2 separate regions of the Homo sapiens genome follow, and region 1 is linked to region 2. The links are chromatin loops, found by intact Hi-C in ENCODE. Cell type or tissue: heart left ventricle. All regions are shown on one strand. Each heading gives the region's core, and the rest is flanking DNA. Links, peaks and the distances in the headings are about the cores only. Region 1 overlaps SH3RF3 (SH3 domain containing ring finger 3). Region 2 overlaps SH3RF3 (SH3 domain containing ring finger 3).

The links. A loop is a pair of places that touch in the nucleus more often than their neighbours do. Peaks named below come from ENCODE experiments on the same cell type or tissue, not always from the same donor. Only the 100,000 strongest peaks of a DNase experiment are listed, where the experiment ranks them.
Region 1: a loop joins it to region 2, with 2.0 times the contacts of the local background. A loop is called at or near these places in 7 of 110 quality-filtered maps.

The regions. Positions count from the first base shown.
Region 1 is chr2:109,481,935-109,484,839 of GRCh38, forward strand. All of the region lies in intron 8 of SH3RF3 (SH3 domain containing ring finger 3), which reads left to right. It also overlaps a transcript of RANBP2 not described here. Among named protein-coding and RNA genes, the nearest start is that of SEPTIN10, 130 kb to the right of the region's middle. In heart left ventricle, for the core only: no CTCF peak of the experiment used is centred there; a DNase peak (open chromatin) is centred at 1,457; H3K27ac peaks cover 1,963 bases.
Region 2 is chr2:109,348,184-109,351,088 of GRCh38, forward strand. All of the region lies in intron 2 of SH3RF3 (SH3 domain containing ring finger 3), which reads left to right. It also overlaps a transcript of RANBP2 not described here. Among named protein-coding and RNA genes, the nearest start is that of MIR4266, 36 kb to the left of the region's middle. RefSeq lists an enhancer at 859-928. In heart left ventricle, for the core only: no CTCF peak of the experiment used is centred there; DNase peaks (open chromatin) are centred at 1,607 and 2,050; H3K27ac peaks cover 567 bases.

The DNA of each region.
Region 1 (2,905 bases), core at 137-2,636, 130 kb after region 2:
ATGCCTCTGTGCTCCCCTACAAAATGACTGAAGCAGACTCAGACCTCAACGGTGCATTCTAGGGATGCCTTCCAGTTACTGAATGGCGTACTGGGGTTATGTGCATTGCCTTGCTTAATTTTCACGATAAGGCAGTAGAGCCACAGTTAAAATTTGGCCTCAGCAAGTCCCGGGTTCGAATGCGGCTTGTGCAGCTTTTGAGTTGATTACCCTGTGTCTCTTGTTCAGCATCTCAGAGCCTGTTTTTTCTTCAGGGCTGCTTTGAGAATTCAGTGAATGAATGTATGGGCAAGACTTAGGACAGTGCCCGGCTCATAGTCAGCTCTCAAGAAATAGGTCTCAGCATAGTAATAATTATCATTATATTTAGATAATTATGTAGTCCGTTTTACACATGAGGGAAGTGGGGCTAAGAGCAGTTCAGGAACTTGTTCAAGATCAGCCAACTAATAAATACCAGGGACACCCAGCTCCATCTGTTGCCAAAGCTGTCGCAGCATCACGCACTTCCCGCAGAACACCGTGCTGTGGCTGTTTATCTTCTTGAAGTTCCTCAGGGAGTCAGTCTCTTTTGTTTCAGGAGCTCCCTGACACCGTGGTGAACTTGGCCGGTCATCCAAACCCACTCCCGCGCCCAGCCCGGGGCCATGACCCCTAAGAGGGGGAGAGCAGTGTTCATTTTGCTCTTCACCATCGTTTTGAGTGCTGTAAATGGTAATAATCCTGATGCCCAGGGCTCAGCTTCCAAGAACAAGGATGCCCTCAGCTCCCTGTCCCTGCCTGCACCTCCGGCTGCTTCCTCTCCTGCAGGAGGAAGGGCAGGGAACAACTGCTTCACCACTGATAACAGCAAGAGAGCAACACGATGCGGCGGTCACGTCTTCCACCAAAAACAAGCTAGAGAAGCACAATAGCTCAGCACTTCACTGGCTGCTGCCTCCCGTTCCCTGCTATTTTCATGAACCAATTTTCTTTATCTTCTGTCTTTGGCAAGGGCAGCATTTTTGAAGATGCATGTTAATGTTTAAAATACCCAATAGCTGGTGCACAATTTTTCTGTTTCTTTTAATTATCTCGTTCACTTTTTCCTCTGTATTCATTGTAGATCTTCTATTCCTCTGCCCTCTCTAAAAATGCGTTGCATATTTATATTGTTATAAACCCTCCTGTGCTCTTCCAGTAACTGTTCTCAGCATAACCAGAGAGGTGCCCTTTCCCCACTAAAATTTTAACAGAGCACAGCTTTTAATTACCTTTTCCCCATCTCCGACAGGAAAATTTCCGAACATAAAATAATAATCAAAAAACTTCCAAGTATAACTTGCAACCCGAGAGCCAGACTCAACAAAGATAAGTCCCCGTTTCTTTCTTCTGAATATCTAAAGTTTCCTGCAAGCCCCAGTGGTGCCTCTCACATGTCCCAGGCCTCTGGCCAGGTTCCAGCCTCACTCACTGCTTGCTAGATGTCCCACTGGAGCGTATGCTCTCGGTGCCCAGCAAGAAAAGGTGCTCCCTTCTCTGAGCCAGGCCTCCCCGCAAGACCTTGGCACCTTCCGCCTGTTTTCCTGACTGCCTGTGGGTTGAGGTGGCATATGAGAACTACTTGACTGTCTTTTAAAACTCATGTTGCTTCCTTTGACTTCCTATCTGCTGTGTCGGCCAAAATACTGTTATTCAACAGATTGCTAGAGGGTGGGAATTGGCATAGAGTTTGGTATAAAGTCAAGGCTGGACACACAAAGGAGTCCCTGGCCATGCAGGCACAGAGCACATTCTTGTGGCTGTCACCCAGCTGTGCCACATGAGGTCACAGTCCTTCGACCTGCTGTCTCCATGCCTGTCCCCTCCCCAGGCTGCAGGCGCTGGGGTTGCCTTCCCTGTAAACTCCTCCTGTGACTGTCCCCATCAGCAGCCCCACCATCCCCTGCTTAGCTGGCTTGGCTCCTCAGAAGCACCTCTGCAGCCAGGGCCACATCCTGCTGACTGCATGGCCTTCAAGCCCCCCACAACCCCCGCCATCCCTGTGCCTCCACCTCTATCTCAGCTCCTTGGATGCTCCCAGCGTCCACCAGACAACCCCAGCCTCCTCAGTTGGCCCTAGAGGCACCAAGGTGTGCCATCCTCTGGCCTTTCTTTTTTTTTTTTTTTTTTGAGACCGAGTCTCGCTCTTGTCTCCTAGGCTGGAGTGCAGTGGCGTGATCTTGTCACTGCAACCTCTGCCTTCTGGGTTCAAGCGATTCTCCTGCCTCAGCCTCCCAAGTAGCTGGGATTACAGGCGCTTGCCACCACGCTCAGCTAATTCTCATATTTTTGGTAGAGATGGGGTTTCACCATGTTGGCCAGGCTGGTCTCGAACTCCTGACCTGAGGTGATCCGTCCACCTTGGCCTCCCAAAGTGCTGGGATTACAGGCATGAGCCACCCTGCCTGGTCATCCCACTGCCTTTCTTACCTCACCAGGCACCTCGACCCTTGGCCCATCCACACTCTGGCCCGCACCTGCTTTTTGCTAGATTTACCTGTTCCACACCTCTGACCACTCCCTTGGCCACATCACTCACCAGCCCAGGCCTTTTCATTATCCCTATATCAGCCCAGCTCTTGAGGCCCGCCCCCTCCTGTGGAGTTACCTCCTGCCCTATCAGCTAATCAACAGCAAAGCTTCCCTGGTCCATCATATCTAGTACCATTGTTTCAAAACAACATTGCAACTTTCTCCTTTTTATTTTTCCCCTCTTAAATTAAAAAGAAACTCACAAGTGATGCAATAAATCAAATAACAGAAAAGGGTATAACAAAACTGAAGTACTGCCCTGTCTCCCTCTGACCCTGCCTGCCCTGAGACCTGGTATCAACAGTCGAGGCCCTGTTTATTTCTGTGCTTTCCTGGGACTGTCTGCAGGTGC
Region 2 (2,905 bases), core at 147-2,646:
CAGAGCTACATAGGAGCTTGAGATAATATAAGCCTCCATCAGCACCAGGAGCAGAACCCTCAGTTAACCTGAGTCATGGCTCTAAGCGCTGACCCAGGTGCAGCAGAATGACGCCTTTCCAGGACTCTTGGGGTCCTGTGAGAGGGGCTCATCAGGGGAAACTGCTACAGAGACCCTGGTCAGCTCACAGGGAGATGATAGCTGGGGTCTCACATCTGTGCATCACAGCCCTGTCCTCTAGGGCACCTGAGGCAGGGCCACCCTGGTGCGTAGGGATCCCTGTGAAGCAAACATTTGGGAGCAAACAAAATAGCACTGACAGGTGAAATTGAGTAGGAGGGTTGGGTGAGGTGCAGAAGAGACTGGTTCTGGCTGTCCTGGCAGTTGCTGTTGAATAATCATCTGCACCAAGTGCTCGGCCAATAAGCTCACACTTGGTCTTTACAGCTGTCCCAGGTTCCAGGGGAAGTAGTTGGAACCTCGTTTTCTCCATGTGTAAACCAAAGCTCTGAGAGGCTTTGTAACTTATCCAGGCTGCTTGCTGGGTCCTCTCTCCCTCCTGCTTCCCCTTCCTCCTTTCCATCTTCATCTCCTGTCTCTTGTGTCTCCTCCATCCCCTGCCACTGCTGCACCTGCTCCCCGCCGCCCCCAGATGTAAATGACAGAGCCAGAATCCTAATGCAGATCTCTGATGTTAACACTCAGCATTCTTCCCACCTCCCTACACAGGGAATTCTTCCCTTATGTCGGCCTCACTGTATTTTAGATGCCCAGAAGTTGTTGTTTTCTCTCTCCTCACTCGTTCTGTCTTGCCTGTGTCTCTCTGTGTCAGTATTTCTCTCTCTCTCTCTCTCACACACACACGCACAGAGTTGTAAATAACAGAACTAGAATTCTAACTCGAATCTCTGCTTCTAAAGCCCACATCCTTCCTGCCTCTGAGAGGCCATTGCTCTCTCCCCCATCTGCTGAGTGCAGAGCTCGAGGTGGCACTCTCTGGAGGGCGGTAGGAGAACCATGCACAGTGTTTTTGAGCAAAATTGGCATGTCCTGCGTACAGCTGCTATTTATGTCTTGTTCTATTGTTCAGCCTGACAATGAATAATCTATTTTTCATTCAGGGATTCAACTCCTTCTCCCTTCCTTTTATCAAGGTGTTCTGATGCTAATTCCGATTGTCATCTGGCTGCACAGCTTCCCGGGAAACTGCACTGGTGCCTCCCTCCCTCCCCACTCAGTCGGAGGGCGAGAGCAACAGCTTCCTGGGGCTATTTTTAGGCACACAGAAACCCAACTTGCTTCTCTGCCCAGTGGACTCTTCCCCCTAAGAGAAGACCTGGGACCACTGGTGCCCCAGGTGGTCACTCATGACCAAGAGCAGGGACCTCTGAACTCTCAGGGTCCGGTCAGGGCCTTGCTAAGGAGACAGACCCCATAATGGCTCTAGGCTTCTCCAGGCTTGGCGGGCTCCAGGCTGCAGAGCCGAGGCCCTCCTCCAGGGGCCTCACAGGAGGAGGCTCTCCACTCGGGAGAACCCACTGTGAACGGGCTGTCGCAGGGCCCTGGAGCCTCTGGGTAGGCCTGCTTCTCTGGGCAGAAGTGACTGCCTGCCTTTCCTGTCATCACCATATAACCTGCTGCATTCCACGGGCCTCTGCCCAGGATGTGCAACCCCAGGCTGAAGGCTAGAGCCCACTGGACAAGAGGACAAAGGGCACCTGCCCATTTATTCCACAGAAACATACCGGGCCCTGACTCTGTGTCGGGTACTAGACCTGCTGCTCTTCTGGAGCCCAGAGTCAGGTGCGGGAGACAGGCCAGTGGAGAATGTGCAGAAGACAGGCCAGAGGCTCACGAGCTGCATCGGATCACCAGGGGCAGGCCGGGCATTTAGTGTGGGCTCCTGAGTAGTCAGTGATGGAATTCCATGTTCCATATTTCACAAGAAACAGTGAAATTAGAGCCATCAGGCTTAGACTCATTCTGCGGTTGGCATGTGGGGTGGGGGTAGCCGAGCAGGGGTCCATCTGTTCCCAAGTGGGCAATGTCACCATGGCTGCCCAGGCTCTCTGGAAGGTGACCTCTTGGTTGAATTGAGGTCAGAGGCGCCAGCCACGGGAGGCCCAGCATCTCCTGTTACAGGATCTGTGACGGCTCCCACAGCAGACAAGGGGGAAGTGTCATATCACAGATTCTTTGTTCAAGGACTTTCTTTACTTGAATCCTGTGAGTTAATGTGGAGAATTAGAGGCCTCTGGGTGTGATCCCCAGAGGGACTTGTGCTGTGACACGACCTTCCTGCCATGCTCCTATGCCCACTTTGACCCTCTGACCCCCAAAGGGCGAGGTCGGGCAGAGATTGGCCACCCCTGCTACCTGTTCTGTCCTGTTGCATCTCTCACTCCTCAGTGTCCGCAAATAAAGGCTCCAAGAGACATGGGCAACTCCATGTGACTCTCCGCTCAGTTCCTGTTTTCCCCCACGGTGGGTCCGACCCACCTTACTTCCCCCATGCCTGGCATGCAGCTGAGACGCACACACTGGCTCTGACAACCTCCATGTGAATCAGACCTCCAGGAACCAAATGATTCCAGTGCTGCAGCGTAGGTGCTGGTTCATGCCAGCTTGGTCTCCCCTCTGGGGAATGTTTTTATTCTTTGGATATGTTCCATTCCTGAGTCAGAGAGGAAAGAAGGGTCTCTGAAAGCTACAATGGTATAACCTGCCTTTATACAGCATCACTGTGGCAGACTGATGGAGTTTAAATTAGGTGGATCAAAGCAAGATTTTTACCTTTGGTGTTTGCTTTTGAATAGTCCTGTTAAAGTGGCATTAATTAAAGTCCTTCTAAAATCTAGTTTCTGCTTTATTTCAGAAGAGAATGAATAATCAGTTTTTGTAAAGC